2 separate regions of the Homo sapiens genome follow, and region 1 is linked to region 2. A link is a contact called in ENCODE Hi-C data. All regions are on one chromosome and are shown on one strand. The core of a region is the stretch at or near the end of the contact, and the rest is flanking DNA. Distances in the headings are between cores, read along the strand shown. Region 1 overlaps TJP2 (tight junction protein 2). Region 2 holds the start of ENTREP1 (endosomal transmembrane epsin interactor 1).

Region 1 (4,288 bases), core at 958-3,457, 110 kb before region 2:
GCTGCCTCTGTCTAAAACCAGGTGCCGGCTGGTGGTGCTGCCAAATTCAAAGCCATGTGATTAATAGACAACACCCCCAACCTGTTTTGAGTTTGTAATTGTGTATAATCAGTCAGCATAGTGGGCCTCACGTGGGAAACTTTCCTTGGAAAGGAAGATTTTCTTTTAGTCTCGGAGTAAATTTTTATATAATCGAACCCAGATTTAAGAATATACAGTCAAATATACTCATATTATCTGGATGAAACTGGGCTTAGATACATATATATATTTTTGAAATGGAGTCTCATTCAGTTGCCCAGGCTGGAGTGTAATTGCATGATCTCAGCTCACTGCAACCTTCACCTCCTAGGTTCAAGTGATTTTCCTGCTCCAGCCTCCTAAGTAGCTGGGATTACAGGGGTGTGCCACCACACCTGGCTAATTTTTGTATTTTTAGTAGAGATGGGGTTTTGCCATGTTGGCCAGGCTGATCTCGAACTCCTGGACTCAAGCAATTCACCCGCCTTGGCCTCCCGAAGTGCTGGGATTACAGGTGTGAGCCACCGCACCTGGCCCAGACTTAGCTTTTTAAAACACAAATGAATTAGGATTATGTATTATCTATGCTCACCATTGTGCATTGCTAGACTGATCATGGATGTAATAAATCTTATTTCCGATCTTCCATGCATGAAGAAAAGGGTTTAGTGCTTTGCTTTTCATGAGATCTCAACACATATTTTACGTTCAAATTTTATCTTTAAAATCCAGTTACGGGCCGGGCGCAGTAGCTCACGCCTGTAATCCCCACACTTTGGGAGGCAGAGACAGGTGGATCACAAGGTCAGGAGATCGAGACCATCCTGGCCAACATGGTGAAACCCTCCCTGTCTCTCTACTAAAAATACAAAAATTAGCTGGGTGTGGTGGCACATGCCTGTAGTCCCAGCTACTCAGGAGGCTGAGGCAGGAGAATCACTTGAACCTAGGAGGCAGGGGTTGCAGTGAGCCAGCACCACTGCACTCCAGCCTGGCAACAGAGCAAGACTCCATCTCAAAAAAAAAAAAAACAAACAAATCCATTTACTTCTTTTTCACTGTATGTTGAAATGAAACTACCAACACATCTACTTTGAAGTTAAAGGTATACTTTAAAAATATAATTTTAGGCAGACATAAGAAAGAACGAAATATGTCCTTTGCAGCAACACGAATGTACCTGGAGGCCATTATCCTAAGCAAATTAATGCTGAAACAGAAAACCAAATACTGCATGTTCTCACTTAGAAGTGGGAGCTAAACATTGGGTACACACAGACACAAGGACAGGAACAGTAAACACTGGGAATTCCAAAAGTACGGAGGGAGGGAGAGGAGCAAAGTTTGAAAAACTACTTCTTGGGTACTGTGTTCGGTACTTGAGTGACAGGATCATTAGAAGCCCAAACCTCAGCATCAGACAATACACATATATAACAAACCTGCACATGTACTCCTGAATCTAAAATAAAAATAAAATTAAAAAGGATTGGCTAGCACTGGGAAGAGCAGTCTTTTCCCGCCCAGCTAGAAAGTTGTGGTTTTTTTTTTTTGTTTTTTAGAGACTTCTCCATTTGCCCAATTTAAAGTGCAAAAGCTGCCTTGGCTTGTTGAAGCCTTGACCTCACAGGCTCAGGTGATTCTCCCACCTCAGCCTCCCAAGTATCTGGGACTATGGATGTGCACCACCATGACCAGCTATTTTTTTCTATTTCTAGTAAAGACAGGGTTTTGCCATGTTGTCCAGGCTGGTCTTGAGCTGCTGGACTCAAGCAATCTGCCTGCATTGGCCTCCCAAAGTGCTGGGATTATAGACATGAGCCATGAGCCTAGGCAGAAGGTTTTTTTTTTTTTAATATGTCAAAACATCACAATATACAGAAGAATTAAAAATATTTACAGTACAGGCCAGGCACAATGGCTGTCTGTTGTAATCCCAGTGCTTTGGGAGGTTGAGACAGGAGGCTCATTTGAGCCCAGAAATTTGAGGCTGTAGTGAGTAGTGATCACACCGCTGCACTCCAGCCTAGCAACAGATCAAAACTCTGTCTCTTAAAAAACAAATACAATAAGGAAATCTGAAAATTAAAAAATACAGTTTTAGTACAGGTTCAGTTTTTACTGAAGTTGTTCCAGCTCGGGCCAGCATGATGCAAAGAGGTACAACTGGTGCTTCAAACAGTACGTCCCTATTTGGACTGAAGACATTGTTTCCTATCCCGGCCAGCTTCTAGTGATAACTCCAGTCTGCACTATCAATCTTTTCCAGCCTCTACAGGCTGTTTCTTTCAGATAAGGAATTTCCCTTTATAAACCTGTCAGCTGACAATGACTATGCTTTGTTTTGTTTCTCATTTGTTTCTGTAAGCCCATCTGTTCCTGAACAGTCTCTGGTTATTGATTTGACCTTTATTTTATTGAGTGCTTGTAATAAATCCTGAAAGCCACTTATTGAAGGATTTTTAATATTTCTCCTCTCTGATGTACAGGATTCCAAAAGAGGATTTGGAATTGCAGTGTCCGGAGGCAGAGACAACCCCCACTTTGAAAATGGAGAAACGTCAATTGTCATTTCTGATGTGCTCCCGGGTGGGCCTGCTGATGGGCTGCTCCAGTGAGTGTCCTCCCTCGCTCCGCAGCCCCTACCAGCCCTACTGGTTGGCCCTAGACGGGGTATTTTGGTTGGTGTCCACTTTATTTAAAAAAAAGAAAAAAATAACAAACTTTTATATAATATTTGAAAAGTCTTCAAGCTGGAATGGAAGCCATAACACACCATGTTTGAATAATGCCCAAACCTTGGGAACACCCCAGCTTTGGAGCGAGGAGGGCAGTTGTTTCCGTAAGAAGATAGTTCCAAACATCCCTCCTAGGTTTAGGAATCATTTCTGAACATGGAGTTTTAAATTGGCATGCTTCTCAACCCCGATGCTTAACCAACACTGTTTATGTTTGTTTTAATTTATATTCTTTAAGAATTTAATGAGGAGACTTTGGTTTATTGATTATCTTATTTGTAAGAGTGATGTGGAAGTTGGGACAATTTACTATAGGAAAACCACAAGTTTTCCAACTGCCAGCTTTCTGACCTGAAGAAGTAACACCATTTTATTTTAATTTTTAATAAATTTTTTCTTTTCTTTTTTTTTTTTTTTTTCAGACAGAGTCTTGCTCTGTCACCCAGTCTGGATTGCAGTGGTGCGATCTCAGCTCACTGCAACCATCACCTTCCGAGTTCAAGCAATTCTCTTCTGCCTCAGCCACCTGAGTAGCTGGGATTACAGGTGCCTGCCACCACTCCCAGCTAATTTTTGTATTTTTAGTAGAGACGGGTTTTCGCCATGTTGGCTAGGCTGGTGTCAAACTCCTGACCTGAAGTGATCTGCCCACCTCGGCCTCCCAAAGTGCTGGGATTACAGGCATGAGCCACCATACCCAGCTGGTAACACCATTTTACATGATACATGCCTGATTCCCACAGGATAACTTCTCAGGACGAAGTCTAAAGTTAACTGTATGGCTGCATTGGATAAATAGCTCAAAAGTTTAGGTTTTGTTGGTGTTTAAAGCCTCTGTGAACTAAGCACAGTGGCTCACGCCTATAATCCTGCACTTTGGGAGGCTGAGGTGGCAGGAACGCTTGAGGCCAGGTGTTCAAGATCAGCCTGGGCAACCTAGTGAGACCCTGTTGGGATGGCATGTACCTACTCGGGTCCCAGCTACTTGGGAGGCTAAGGTGAGAGAATCCTTTGAGCTCGGGAAGTTGAGGTTGCGGTGAGCTATCATCAGTCACACTACTGCAGTCCTTCCTGGGTGAGAGAGGGAAACCATGCCTCTTAAAAAATAAAATTATAGTTAAGAAAGTCTCTATAGTTTTATCAAAGTTAGTAGTCTTTCATATGGAGAAATGCAAAATTTTAAAGTAATATTTGGGATGAACTGGAACAATAGGATTCTGTGATCTCAAAATTTCTTAAGAATCCAAGGCAAGCCCTTTTCCTGCACAAAAGCACAAATGGATATACACCTACTTGGAAGGAGTGTTTTTAGACTTTTCTGAAGCCCACCGTGCACCTCAGGCAATAGGGGACTGATAGAGAAATTCCTTTTGTGTCCAGACCTCACCGTCATCAAGTACCTCCTGGTGTGATGCTGTGGTTTGGGGAGATCAGGCCTCTCTCTTCCCAGATGATTTCCATTTAGACACTCAGAATTGAGCTGTATGGCCCCCAGTTCCTTTCTTTGGAAGATCTCAGGCCAAGTTGAC
Region 2 (4,258 bases), core at 1,489-3,988:
GCTGTTGTGAATAATGCTGCTACTTGTGCACTGGTTTTTGTGTGAATATGTTCATTTCTTTTGGGTATATACCTAGGAGTGGAATAAGTGGGTCAAATGACAACAAACACTATACTTGACTTCCTGAGAAATTGCCAGACTGTTTTCAGAAGTCTTCAGTTTTTTTTTTTTTTTTTATTAAGACAAACGGAAATCAATGGCTCTGAATTATCCTATAAGAGCTTAGTTACATACAGGTTGTTCAGGTCTAACTAAAGACTTAATGTAAGCAGGGTTTGGGAGATGCAAAGAATCAAGCTTGGTTTACAAAAATACCAAGCCCAAATACTTGATATTTTTATTGGCATAATTTTAAAGGTTGGGGTAGTGTTACATGGATTTGTGTTTATAACCAGAAAAAGAAACTCAGTTATAAATGTGGCCAACAACAACAACAAATGACTGTACAACAACCCTTAATTAGTAGCTTTGGAAAAGTTTTAGTCACCTTATAAAATGAGTAAAGCCTTTAAGATGATAAAATCATCCACGGATTTCAGTTATTTTTGCTATCATCTGTTTCTGCATGGGGAAAAAGGCTTTAAAAATTTTAAGAATAAAGTATTTGGAAATACTTTACAGTATTTAAGTATATAATATACACAGAGATGCACACAAATCATAACTGTAACTCCATGAATTTTCACAAAATGAACCTTACTCATGTAATTAGTACCCACATCAAGAAAGAAATAGTCACCAGCACCCCTTGAAACCCTCTTTCCAGTCATAATCATGTCCCTCCTCAAGGACCAGTGGATATCCTGACTTCTAACAGCAACATTCTTAGACACAAATAATACATTTTTTGTAGTAAGTTTCAGGTGTCAAGAACTGGCCAATGAAATAGATTTGTTTAGCTGAGAGAATTTCTTAAGACTCAGTCAGACTTACTATATTGCATGGTGTAATACATTGTTAAAAATTAAATACTGTTAAGCTTGTATATAAAATAGAGTATAACCTCAGCCCCAAGAAGCTTTTCATTTAACATCAGCAGCAATTTAAGAGCATATACTGTATGGCATTTTTAAAAACTGCATGAAGCCGGGCGCGGTGGCTCACGCCTGTAATCCCAGCACTTTGGGAGGCCGAGGCGGGCGGATCACGAGGTCAAGAGATCCAGACCATCCTGGCCAACATGGTGAAACCCCGTCTCTATTAAAAAATATAAAAATTAGCTGGGTGTGGTGGCGGGCACCTGTAGTCCCAGCTACTCTGGAGGCTGAGGCAGGAGAATCGCTTGAACCCGGGAGGCGGAGGTTGCAGTGAGCCGAGATCACGCCATTGCACTCCAGCCTGGGCAACAGAGCGAGACACCATCTCAAACAAAACAAAACAAAACAAAAAACCCCTGCATGAATCAACAGACTTTAAACACTTATTTTGAAAGACATTTCCCTTTTCCTCCAGAATTTGAATTTATTCATGGGAGCAGTCTGTAAAGGAAGTCCTAGGCACCATTAAAGACAAGTGCTTTAATAATTTAAGAAGTGTGCATGTAAACTTGGGCACATTGACAGTATATTACATTGGGTTAAAGTGTAACGACCAATATAAATCCAGCTTCCACAAGCAGAGCATAAAAACTGACACATACTTTTCTTGGTTTATTGGGTAGGAGGATGTTAAATACCTTATGGTAAGATAAGCTTTCTAATACTGGAACTGACTAACTGCAAAGAACACTGCTCTGGTTCTTATCAGGAAAAAAAGTCCATTATAATCATTTTAGGCACGAAACTTTCTACGCATTAGAATTCTTCCGAGGTGAAAAGTATATTATTAAGGGAATTCATTTTGCAAAGAGGAATCTTTTTTTTTTTTTTTTTTTTTTTTTTGCTCTAAAGATTTTTCATAAATTACCAGAGTAGTTTAGGATTTTATTAGGATATTTCCTCGGAAGTTTGGGGGTTCCGTGTTCTATCAGGTGATGCCTAATAGATGCCTGATATAGCTCATAAGTCAATGAGAGGACAGAGCGTTACACTTGCCATGCACTCCGGGCTGCCCCGGGTACTTTCTTTACGGATGCTGGATGCTTCCAAGGTAACCCAGTCCTTTCATTCCCGCTCCTACCGAGATGCCGGGAAAGCACTCCCGCGCCGATGCGAGGTAGGCACGTCCTGCGCCCTGTGAGCGGTAACTGCGCTCGGCGTCGTCCTTCCCGAAGTCCTTGGCTTACACCTCTTCCCATCGAGTCGCCCCAAAGCCCCTCCTCCAGGCATCCCCCTCCTTGGGCAAAAGTTTAAGGGCGGGCCCCCTTCTCACTAAAGCGCGCCAGGGCCTCTCTCGTGGCTGGACAGAGAAGGCTCCTCGCTCTTCTCTAGCCCCAGCTCGGCGGGTGGGGACAGACGCTGAGACTCTCGGTGGCCGGCGCTGACGTGTCCTGGCCGTGAGGTGCCTCCCACCTCGAGGGACTTACTTAAATATTTGGGGCAGGGCACCCTCCCAGGACCCCAGGAAGCCGGCGCAGGTTCGGCGGGGACCCTGAGGCTGTGGCGCACTTGCCCCGGCACAGCGCGAGCACGGAGTGCGCGTGGGTGAGAGTGAGGGTGCGCCCAGGGCCAGCGGGAGGCGGACCCGCCAGGCGGCAGGTGGGTGCGGCCGGCTGGAGCCAGGGCAGCGGCAGCGGCGGCAGCAAGTGGTTGGGCCGTGCGCATTTCCTTCCCTCCCCCTCGGCCTCGGAGCCCGTCTGCAGTGCCCAGTGTGCTGCGCCTTCGGCTCGGCTCCGCTCCGCGTCCTCTGCCCGCCGCAGCCGGCCGCACCCGGCCGCACCCTTCCCCGTCCGTCCATGTCCCTGCCCGTGGTGCTCCCGGGCTCCTGCTGCCCCGTGGCTGGGCTTTCGGGTGGGCCGCAGGCCGGGGGCCCGGGCGCCGCTGCCGCCGCCGCTCAGGAGCCGCCGCTGCCCCCGCTGCGGCCGCGCTGGCCCCGGGGCGCGCTGCAGCCCCCGTCGCGGCCTCGCTGCGCGGCCACCGCTGCTGCCGGGGTGCTGGCCGCGCCGCCGGCGCTCTCCTCCCGCCGGGCAGTCGCCGCCGCTGCCGCCGCGGCCCCGGGCTCCGCGCTGCTGCCCGCCCGCCCGCTGCTGTCACTTGGGCTGCTTCAGCTGATCTTGGGCTGCTGCATGGTGGCGCTCAGCTTCGGGGCGCTGTCGCTGAGCAGCTCCCCGCAGGTGAAGAACTCGTGCCCGTTCTGGGCCGGCTCCTCGGTGAGTACCGCGCGCGCGCCCCGTTCGCCCGGTCATCCCGGTGATAGGGGGCTCTGGTCGTTCCTCTCCATTGCCCCTTTGTTGGCCTCCAGGGCTGCAGTTGGGGGAGCCTCACGCCACCTGAAGTTTTTGGAGGCTGGAGAAAAATGTTCCGCGACGGTCGAGTTCAGGGGTGAATTGGGTTGCACCTGGGTAGTGTCTGTTGCGCGCAGGCTGAAGAATTTTATTTTCCCTGTCAAGCTAATAGAATTAAAGACACCCAGCTCTTTGGGAGATTGGAAGGACAGGGTGTGGGTGGCAGGAAAGTGGGAGGAAAATGATTAAACTTCTTTTGGTTATTGAGTATTTGCTGCACTGACAACGTCTGTGCTGGGAGGGCAGGGATTTTGATCATTTTTGTTCACTGATGTATCAAGAATGCCTGGCACATAGTAGGTGTATTTGTGAGATGGGACAGTTTGACTGGGGCACATCGCTTGTTTTATTCTGCATTAAGACACACGTAAATGTGAAATGTGTAGGGTGGCTCGACCCCCAGACGAGTTCAGGAGGTAATGAGGGGGTGTGTGTGAACTGGCGCTTGTACCTGGTCATTAAAGGAAGGCCTTAACCCCACTGGGTTCCTGGAGCCATGCAGGCTGCTGTGCAGAATTCAGTTTGTGAGAACCGGGACCTGTCATTATGGATGAGCTGGCCAAAAGTCCTGGAGTGCCCAGCAGCTAGCTAGAGATGTCTGCTCTACAGGACCCACTCCTCCCTCCTCCAACCGGGAACGCTGAGCCTGGGGCCAAAGAGTGCCCAACTTCAGAGAAAAGCTGCTGCCAGCCAGTATCTATGGACACCGGGTGGCCACTCCCCCCTGCCTCCTAACAATCTCACAATTTCCAAGGCATCCAACCCCTTGACGTTTTCTGGGTGTTGAGAGACTTGGAAACACATCTTTGTGGAATGACTATGGAAGATGAGCACAGTAAATAACCTCTCTTTATATCTTTTTTTTTTAATTTTTAA

Evidence for each region. A loop is a pair of places that touch in the nucleus more often than their neighbours do. Pooled maps may share reads with other maps.
Region 1: a loop to region 2 is called in a map of ovary, with 2.4 times the contacts of the local background. The contact joins the enhancer-like site here to the promoter of ENTREP1 in region 2. A Hi-C loop is called at or near these places in 6 of 168 maps with a recorded cell type or tissue (Right ventricle myocardium inferior, esophagus muscularis mucosa, heart left ventricle and 3 more) and 11 of 50 pooled maps.

What each region holds. Positions count from the first base shown.
Region 1 is chr9:69,213,829-69,218,116 of GRCh38, forward strand. It overlaps TJP2 (tight junction protein 2), which reads left to right. Exons shown (of 23, transcript NM_004817.4): 3 at 2,511-2,635. Among named protein-coding and RNA genes, the nearest start is that of TJP2, 42 kb to the left of the region's middle. Within about 2 kb of position 2,208, at least 3 of the 41 ENCODE cell types and tissues checked have a DNase peak (open chromatin) inside an H3K27ac peak, as active enhancers do; they include ovary, where a contact is called at or near this core.
Region 2 is chr9:69,322,477-69,326,734 of GRCh38, forward strand. It overlaps ENTREP1 (endosomal transmembrane epsin interactor 1), which reads left to right and starts at 2,739. Exons shown (of 11, transcript NM_001347995.2): 1 at 2,739-3,247. The coding sequence starts at 2,834.